Regions from separate parts of the Homo sapiens genome. Here region 1 is linked to region 2. Evidence: read pairs that join two places in POLR2A ChIA-PET (ENCODE). Cell type or tissue: OCI-LY7. All regions are shown on one strand.

Region 1 (5,000 bases), 95 kb before region 2:
TTTCAGAAAATTATCAGCCATTATTACTTCAGATGTTTCTTCTGTTCCTTTCTCTCTTTTCTTTCCTTCTGGTATTCCCATTAGTAGCAAGTTTCATCTTCTGTAATTATCCCACAGTGCTGGGATAGTCTGTTCTTTTCTTTTCTTTTTTTCTTTGTGCAATTCAGTTTGGGAAGTTTCTATTGAAGAATCTTAGAGTTCAATGATTCTTCCCTCAGCCATGTCCAGTCTACCAATAACCTCATCAAAGGCATTCTTCATTTCTGTTACAGGTTTCTTATCTCTAGTATTTCCTTTTAATTTTTTTTTCTTAAGAGCTTTTATCTCCTGCTTACATTACCCATCTGTTCTTGCATGTTGTCTGCTTTTTCCACTAGAGCCCTTAACAACTTAATCATGGTTATTTTAAGGGCTCTGATAATTCCAAAACTGGTATCATAGATAAGTCTCGTTCTGATGCTTGTTTTCTCTCTTTCACACTGTGTTTGTTGCTTTTTAACATGCTTTGTAATTTTTGGCTGAAAGCTGAAAATGACATACCTGGTAATACAACCTGAGGTAATCAGCCTTTTAGTGTGAGGTTTTATATGTTAACTGGCTAAGAGCTGGGCTCTGTTTAGTATTTGTTGTAGCTGTATATGCCAGAGGCTTTGATTTCCTCTAGTGTCCTTGCTTTTGTATCCCATTATTTTGGGGTTTCCCTAGAAACTCTTTCTTAATTACAATCTGTGTCTTGCAGTTTGCTCAGTTGTAATCCACTGTTATTTTACTTGACATGGTGATAAGGTGTTAGGAAGGGGAAGTATTCTATAATCTTATGATTAGTTTTTGTTTGTTTGTTTTTAAGCAATCCTGGTCCCTGGGCTATGGCCTTTGGAAATATTTCTTATCCTTTTCAACCCTATCCCTTATGTGAGACAGGTTAGAGAGGGCGGGTTGTTTAATCATCTTTCCCCTGTTCAGGTAAGGTCCTACTAAAGTAGTTTCTCTGGCTGGTAGATCTTTGTTATTTAGAAGAGAATGCTCTGAGTATATTTCAAAATGGTTATTTTACCCTTCCCCCTGCCAGAAAAAAAAAGGAAATTTTTCTCCAATCTTTACTGCGATAGCCCATTGGGACTCATGGAAATAAAACCCATGAAAGGGTGGGGGTTCCCTAAAACTGGACCCCTAGGAGTTTTTGGCTCTTAAGCTAGTCTGTGCTAAGTCTCTGGCAATTCATCACTTACTGTTTAAGTGGTCCTGTAAGTTATTATCCTACTAGCTTCAGCTCCTGGCAAGCTGATCTTGGCTATGATTCACTGTGATTCTCTGTACCTCTCTTTCCAGTCCCCAGTTTTCAGGGTGATAGTTTTCCTTGTGGCTTAAGTTCTTTGACAGATCTAAGAAAAGTCATTGGTTTTCTGTTTGTTCAGATTTTTTTGTTGTTGTGAGGATGGGAGTGATAACTTCCAAGCTCTTGAGAGTTCAAATCTGAAACCAGAAACCTGGTTTCTCTAGAATATGTCTTTTATTCAAAACTGATTAGTATCCTATTGGAAATTATAAAGATATCTAATATTTTTATGTAGCTTTTCACAAACTCCTTTTCACATATACTGTTTCACTGGATCCTCATGGTCACCTTAGGCAAATTAATCTTCCTACTCTTTGTTTTCCATATCTGTAATACTAGAACCTACTGCATCATTTATTTTAAGGATTACATGTATTAATTTATGTAAAACATTTAAAATAGTGCCAGACACCCAGTAAGAATTACATATTGTCAGCTAAACATAGTTATTACATAGCTTTATTTTTCCTACCTATACAGTTGAAAAAAATAAATTTCAAAAAAATTGAGTAACTTATTGAAGGTTATGGGACGAGTTTAATTTTAAGTCAGATATTCTAAATTCAAATCTTGATTTCTTTTGCCATACCACAGCTTTTTTCTCTCTCATCTCCAATCATATTGTCTTCTATTCAACATATGCCTAAAAAGCATTCAAGCGACCAGGCATGGTGGCTCACACCTATAATCCCAATACTTTGGGAGGCCAAGGCAGGAGGATTACTTGAGTGCAGGAGTTTGAGACCAGCTTGGGCAACATAGTGAAACCTCGTCTCTATAAAAATTTTTAAAAATTAGCTGGGCACAGTGGCATACGCTTGTAGTCCTGGTTGAGATGGGAGGATCACTTGAGCACAGGTGGTTGAGGCTGCAGTGAGCCATGACTGCACCACTGCACTCCAGCTTGGGCAACAGAGCCAGACCCTGTCAACCAATCAATCAATCAATGAAGTATCCAGTCATACATACTAGGCACTGTGCTGTGAGAATAAGCAAGATGAAAAAATACATAAGCTCTGCCATCAAGTAACTCATAGACCATTAGGAGAATAAAACATGGAGCCAGGTAACTTAAATCAATGTTGCAAGGCCAATGACAGAGAGGAGCACAGGAAATCCTAAGACCACACACCTAGAGAAGGAAAGGGCCTCTGAGAGGTCTTCCTGGATGAGCCGACACTTGATTTCAATCTCAACAGACCTGCATGGTAGTCAGGAAAGAAAAAGGATGTCTGGAATACAGTAGGGATTCTCAAACTTACAAACACCAGGAAAGCTTGTGAAAACACAAATGCTAAGTCCTACCCCAGTTTCTGAGGCTTAATAATTTGCATTTTTAACGAGTTCCTTGAGACAGGTCAAAACAAAAGAGTTGGCCAGAGATGAAGTGGGAAGTGTACAGGAGGCAGATCCTGGACAGAATTTCCTGCTATGTTAAGGAGACCCAGCTTTATTTATCCTGAAAGCCACTAGGAAGGGATAGAGTAAAGATTTTAGTCTGCTCAGATTTACCATGAAATAGGATGGCTATTTTTTATTGCAATATGTAAAACTGACAAGAGGAGGCAAATGTGACAACAATTCTGGTAAGAAATGATGAGACTTGAAGGAAGGTATCCATAATGGGAACAGAGGGAAGGAAAGCTAATGAAGAGATTTATGCTACACAATGGTAGAGTTACTGATTGATTAGCTAAGGAAGAAATGATAGAGGAAAGTCAACTTTGGAACACTAGATGGAAGGTGGTAACACTGTGATCTGAGCAACTCCTTCATCAACTAAGATGGACCCTAAGGTTAAGGAAACAAAGTTACCTATGGGGTAAGGGTTCAGGGCCAGCTGGCAAGGCAAATTTCTAAATCCCTACAGCTCTAAACTCCCTAACAACAGGAGCTATCAGATCCCTTTTACTGTGATTTACAACCCAGACCACTACGACTCTGACTGGACAGAGGGCCAGCCTTACATTCTTTTTTTTTTTTTTTTTTGAGATGGAATCTCGCTCTGTCGGCCAGGCTGGAGTGCAGTGGCATGGATCTCAGCTCACTGCAAGCTCCGTCTCCCGGGTTCACGCCATTCTCCTGCCTCAGCCTTCCGAGTAGCTGGGACTACAGGCGCCCGCCACCTAGTCAGGCTAATTTTTTGTATTTTCAGTAGAGACGGGGTTTCACCGTGTTAGCCAGGATGGTCTCGATCTCCTGACCTCATGATCCGCCTGCCTCAGCCTCCCAAAGTGTTGGGATTACAGGCGTGAGCCATCGCGCCCATCCACATTCTTTATTGATAAGTAACTGCAGACCTTAAACCAGTTTCAGCCAGGGTACAGAGGCTGCTCACAAACTGTCTTTGTGTACTATAGTTCTAACATAAAGAACCAAAATCACCCTCATTTTAATGCTAAAACCTCACCCCAAAGTGAATATGAGATGTATGTTACATGTTTACCCACTGCACATGCACTCTGCTCCCCTCATAAACATGTATAGCTTCCCCCCAAGCCTGCTGAATATGTACAACTCGGCTGTACGATGCAGGCCTTGTGAAGCATAAAACCCAACCTGCCCTTCCCTTCTTTGAAGAGAGGAGCACATTCAGCACACACCAGAGACTGTCTCTTCCCAGTTTGCAAACCAGTAACATTAACGAAGCTTTCCTTTCTAAAATTTAGCCATCTTGGTGGTCTTTTGGATGACATCGCCAAGGAGAAAGAACAAAGGAGGTTGGAAAAGTTCAAAGATTCCTCAAATAATACCACAGTGTGAGTGGAGTAGGCATCTTCAGATGGGAAATATTTGAGCACATCTAAAATGCAGAGAAAGGTGGCCATAAAAAGAGAAGGATGAAGATATGGAAGAGCAAGGGAATGATTCAGAGGTTTCCAGCACAGGGCAGAATAAGGGGGTCAAATGCACCAGGGAATGGCTGGGCTTTGAAGTGGAAGGTACCTCTGAGTTTGCCAGTACAGAGGCAGGAATAGGTGTAGATTTACATACATTTATAGATGAGGATGGTAAAGTGAGAGCTCAGGAATACTCTAAATTTCTTGATGAAAAAAGAAGAGAGGGATCCATCTGTTGAGGATGAAGAGGAGGGAAGCTGTGCAAACTGATACTCAGTTCCACACATTTCTCCCCCAGCCAATCAAGAAGTTAACTATACTTAAGCTCTGGCATGTTGATGCTGTAAGAATGTTTTTTTATTCCACTTAAATTGTATGGCAAGCTTTAGTGTTCCTTAGTTTACTCCTCCCCCAGTCATGCATTACCCCAGTTGTGGTCATAAGAACATAAGACAATGTGAAAAAATAAAATAAAATTTAAAAAAACTTCGTAAAATAACAAAGTATTGTTTATAAGTTCAGGAACATAACCACAATTCAAATGTGAATTTCTTGTAATTAAGCTACTGATTCTTTAATACCTTTTGCAGAGCGTCTTCTGTTTTTTCAGGGTTTGTTTTTAGGGCTTGAGAAGCATCATACATAGGAATTGGCATAAATCTTAATGTGTAGTTCCTAGAAAAAGGAGAAAATAATATACTTATTTAAAAATAACTTCCTATTACCTTAATTCAGCACTCTTCTTTTAAAAATCCAAAAGGATAGCTGCAAGAGTAGCTTAGAAAATTCCAAACCACCAGACCATTTAGGCCCCTAGATTGCAG
Region 2 (5,000 bases):
ATTTTAAGAAGCTTAAAAAAAGAAAGAAAACCACACAATAATCTCAACAGACAGAGAAAAAACATTTGCCAAAATCCAACACTAATTCCTGATTAAAACTCTGAACAAACTAAAAATAGAAAGAAACTTCTTAAACCAGATAAAGGGCATCTATTTTAAAAACCTACAGCTAACATCACACTTAATGGTGAAAGAATGAATGCGTTCCCTCAAAGACTAGGAAAAAGACAAGAAGATTTGCTCTTGCCACTTCCATTCAGCACTGTCTTATAAGTACCAGAACAATTGCCAAGTTCTGAGTTTTTACCCTACTTGTAGGCCAGTAAGTTAGCCTATTAGATGTTTCATTGATGCTGCAGAAGACAGGAGACGCCTGGGTCAGAGACATAGGATTTTATGATTCATGGTACAACAAAAGGCATGTGTACCACATTTGGATAGATTCCCCTGCCCTCAAAGTCCCATATGGTGCTTCAGATGGATGCTTGCACACACAGTAGGCTGCTGACAAGAAAGGAACCCTTGGACATTGGAAATCTACTGTTTTCATGGTAAGAAGTAAGCAAGCCTGTTCTTTATTCAATGGAACTATTCCACCATCCCACAAGATGCTCATTGCTATCAACCCTGAGAAATAGCCTGGGCAAAGAGAAGTCACAGCCCTAAATTCCTGGCATACCCAGCAAAATATGTAGGAATTGCTCCACCAATGGAGGAATATCTCCCAATAGCAATAAGACTAGACAAAGAAATAAAAGGCACCCATGTTAAAAATAAAAGGTACCCATCCATATTCACAAATGACATCATCTTTGTAAAAAATGATGAAGTCTATTTTTAAAAGCTACTAGAACTAATACGTGAGTAGAACAAGATAGCAGGTTACAGGATATAAGGTCAATATGCAAAAATCAATTATATTTCTAATACCAGCAAGAGACAACTGAAAACTGAAATGTAAAAAATAACACAATTTATAGTAGCATCAAAAAATATTAAACACTTAGGAATGAATTTAGACATATGTAAGACCAGTACGCTGAAAGCTACAACAAAATACACTCAGAAAAACTGAAAAAGACCTAAACAAATGGAGAAATATATAGTTTTCTTAGGTCCGAAGACTGTACATTACTAAGATGTCAGCTCTTCCCCAAAGTGATTTAAAAATTCATTGTAATATCAGCCAAAATTCCAGCAAGCTTTTTATAGAAACTGAGGTGTTTCTAAAATTCATACGGAATTGCAAAGGACCTAGAATCACTAGAACAATTTTGAAAAAGAAGAAAAACGTTGGAGGACTAACACTATCTGATTTCAAATTTTGTTGTAAACAAGCCACAATAATAAAGAGAGTATAAGAGTGGCATGAAGATAGTAGCAAGGAGACGGGATTCAGAGTCCAGAAATAGATTCACACTTAAACGGACTACAGAATTTCAACAAAGGTGAAAACAAGCTCAGTGAGGAAACAATAGTCTTTCAAACAAATGTTACTGGAACAAGTGAATATAATACACATATGAGAAAAAAAAGACAAACTAAAAAAAAATTTTGATCTATACATAGCTTTATATTCAAAAATTACTTCAAAATGGATCATAGGCCTACATGTGTAACCTAAAGCTGTAAAACTTCTGGAAGATATAGAACATTCTGTGACCTTGGGTTAAGCAAAGATTTATTCAATATGATACTAAAAGCACAATCCATAAAAGAAAACATTGATAAATTGGACTTCATCAACATTTAAAACTTCTGCTCTTTGAAAGACACTGTTAAGGGAATGAAAAGACAAGCCACCAGACTGAGAGAAAATATCTGATAAAGGCTTTGTATCCAGAATGTATTTTTTTAAAAACTCAAAATTCAATAAGAAAACAAACAGCCCAATTTCTGTAATGGCAGAAGGAAATACGTGATGGCAAATAAACAGATAAAAAGATACTCCACATGTTCTGTCATTAGGGAAATGCAAATTAAAACCACAATGAAAAAGCACTACATACTTGTTGAATGGCTAACATTAAAAAGACTGACTATACCAGTGTTGGGGAGGATGTGGAGGGACTACAACTCTCATATGCTGCTGGGGACAATGTAAAATAGTAAAACCACTGTGGAAAAGTGTGACGGTTTCTCAAAAAGTTAAACATATAGCTACTATACAATTCAGCCATTCTACCCCTAGGTAATTACACATGGGAAATGAAAGTACAGGTCCAATCAAAAACTTGTACTTAAATATTCATAGCAGCTTTATTCATCATAGCCAAGATGGGAAACAACCCAAATGTCCCTCACATCAGGCGAATGGATAAACGAACTGTAATATAGCCACACAATTAAACACTACTCAGCAACAAAAAGAATAAACTATTGAGACATGCAACAAAGTAGATCAATCTCAAAATAATTAAACTGGGGTTGGGGGAGGGAGAGTATTAAGAAAAATAGCTAATGCGTGCTGGGCTTAATACCTAGGTGATGGATGGATAGGTGCAGCAAACCACCATGGCACACATTTACCTGGGTAACAAACTGGCACACCCTGCACATGTACCCCAGAACTAAAAATAAAATTAAAAATTAAAATAATAATAATTAAACTGACTGAAAGAAGGCAGACAGGAAGAAGTATACATTGTATGACATCATTCATATAAAATTTTTAAAATGCAAACTACAGCAACCAAAAGTAGATACCTGCAGATTGACTGCAGGTGGGGAAGAGGGCGAAGACAGAGTCATACATATGTCAACACTTATCAAATTGTACACTTTAGTTTACTGCAGTTAGTTATAGCCCAATAAAGCTATTTTTTTAAATCAGCATTTTAATAAATCCAAAAAATTCATTTATCACTATATTCCCACTAAGCCCTTATATAGTACTATACAATTGCTATGCAATTTTAGTGTTAAAGCATGTTGTACAAACTCTATAAGGAACAGTACTCTCACGTTTACACTGCCGGTTATCATAAGAGCTAATTTGTTCTTCACAAACTGAGTTATGGAGAATGTGTTTTCCTTATCAGAATGAATTCCCAACTCCTGTCCACACAGCCAGTGTTGAGTCTCTCATTTCAAAAATTTCATCTTCCCTAACCTTGTTTATCCACATTGTCTCAAGGAACATTTTAGGGTTTCAAGAATTCAAGAAAGATCATGATCTTGCAGTGATCCATTTTTCACACTCACCTGAGCTGACTTGCTGCAAACGACGCCATGAATCTCCAAGTAGCTGAAGGTTAACTCGAGCTGCAATTGAGGGGAAAGGAGGAAAGAAAAGACCTGCAATGAGGGTTTTAAAAAAACATATAACTTAAGGTAAAAAAAAAAAAAAAAATCCTACAACTAGAAACAGCCCAAGAGCAAATAAGACACTGGGCATCTTCTGAAGGCGGGCTGGTTTAATATCTCCATTCATTCAACAAGATAGAAACATGATTTATCAAATTTCAGAAAAGGTGTTACTTTACTAAAAAAGAAAAGAAAGGAAGCTGCATGCACAACTTTTAAAATTATATCCAGAGACAAACACAATAGTAGAAGTTGGTGCAAAAGCAATCACAGTTTTTGCCATTAAAAGTAATAGCAAAAAACGCAATTACTTTGGCACGAACCTAATAAGTTTTTGCACTTAACCACTATTTATTCATTGAGAAATGAATGTATGGAAGGAACCATCTAAACACTTTTTTCCCTTTTTCACTTCAAAATTTTGCTTCAGAAAGTCCTATCAGGATAAAGTCAATGTTGTTTTTCCCTTCTTTCTAAACCTTCAGCTATTTGTTACACTCTGACCACTTACCAGAGTCAGCCGTCCTTCTACTGTCTTCCATAAAAATGCACAGTTTGAATGGATTTAGAGAAATAAATCTATACTTATCCTAATTAAATCCATATTTACACGAATACAATATTTAGGAATTTTAAGTTGTGCTTAAATGAAATACACAGAGTTAAACAAAAGTCCTCTCTCTCTGCATGTAAATAAATGATGATTTGTTTCCTCTCTATTTTAACAAGTGCCCCTCTCTTCTCCTGTAATCAGCAGTTTCTTTTTCTTTAAAATATCCCCAGTCTTTCACTCTCTACCTGTTTTTCCTGATAAACAGCCACTAATCTTTCTTCCCGGATTTTCCCCATTTCAGCAAATAATCACAGAGCATGGAGCTAGAGACAGTGGGGGACCAAGTTGGATCAATTTTTTTACCCTCCCACATTAAACCGAGAAATATAATGATAAAAAAACACATCCAGAACCAAACCCACAAGAGATTTAGTTCTGCTCCCTGGTGGTATGTTGTACCATGATACGTTGGTAGAATAAATTTTAGAGCAGAAAAACGCTGAATCTCCAGTTAAACATCTCAAAGTATACTGATGAAGTTATTATTAATAGTGGGGAGGGAAGTAAATACTGGGCAGAAAACCCCTGAATCTCCAGTTAAACAACATGAAGTATACTGATGAGCTCTGGAAGTAGAAAGAGAACTCATTCATTCATTATTCACTTGGTCAACTGACAAACACTTATGAAAAGCCCACTATGTGCCAGTATTGGAAATACAAAGAGTACTGAGACGTTTGTTTTGTCCTCCAAGAGCTAAATGCAACATTTAAGGCACATGTTTAAAAGCATTAAATTAGAGTAGAAGTTTTCTTGCCTATCATTATCAAGATCTATACATAATTTGGTTTTGAAAAGTCATTTAAAGCAGGAAATTATTTTCTAAAAAGTATACATACCTTCCTTCATTATTTTAATTTAAAGTTTATGAATAAATATTCATTCACTACCCTTTAATACTGTGCCAAAGTTTTTCTTTGAGTTAAGCCCACTGGCTGGCCCTCCAGTGGCCTTTCTGCATAAGCCATACTCACAAGTATGGCTTCCAGCTTCCAATTTAAGTCTCTTTAAAAATGCAGAACTGCAAAATACTTGCAAAGTAATATGACAGCAGACGTTTTCTAGATTATTATGCTCCTCA

The links. ChIA-PET counts read pairs that join two places held together with the same protein. Peaks named below come from ENCODE experiments on the same cell type or tissue, not always from the same donor. Only the 100,000 strongest peaks of a DNase experiment are listed, where the experiment ranks them.
Region 1: POLR2A ChIA-PET joins it to region 2 with 5 read pairs; 2 of 35 experiments call an interaction of 5 or more read pairs at or near these places.

The regions. Positions count from the first base shown.
Region 1 is chr6:25,520,095-25,525,094 of GRCh38, reverse strand. It overlaps CARMIL1 (capping protein regulator and myosin 1 linker 1), which reads right to left. Exons shown (of 37, transcript NM_017640.6): 23 at 4,758-4,851. Among named protein-coding and RNA genes, the nearest start is that of SCGN, 130 kb to the left of the region's middle. In OCI-LY7, no CTCF peak of the experiment used is centred here; no DNase peak of the experiment used is centred here.
Region 2 is chr6:25,424,765-25,429,764 of GRCh38, reverse strand. It overlaps CARMIL1 (capping protein regulator and myosin 1 linker 1), which reads right to left. Exons shown (of 37, transcript NM_017640.6): 4 at 3,205-3,264. It also overlaps a transcript of LOC124901281 not described here. Among named protein-coding and RNA genes, the nearest start is that of CARMIL1, 150 kb to the right of the region's middle. In OCI-LY7, a CTCF peak has its summit at 4,867; a DNase peak (open chromatin) is centred at 2,054; H3K27ac peaks cover 558 bases.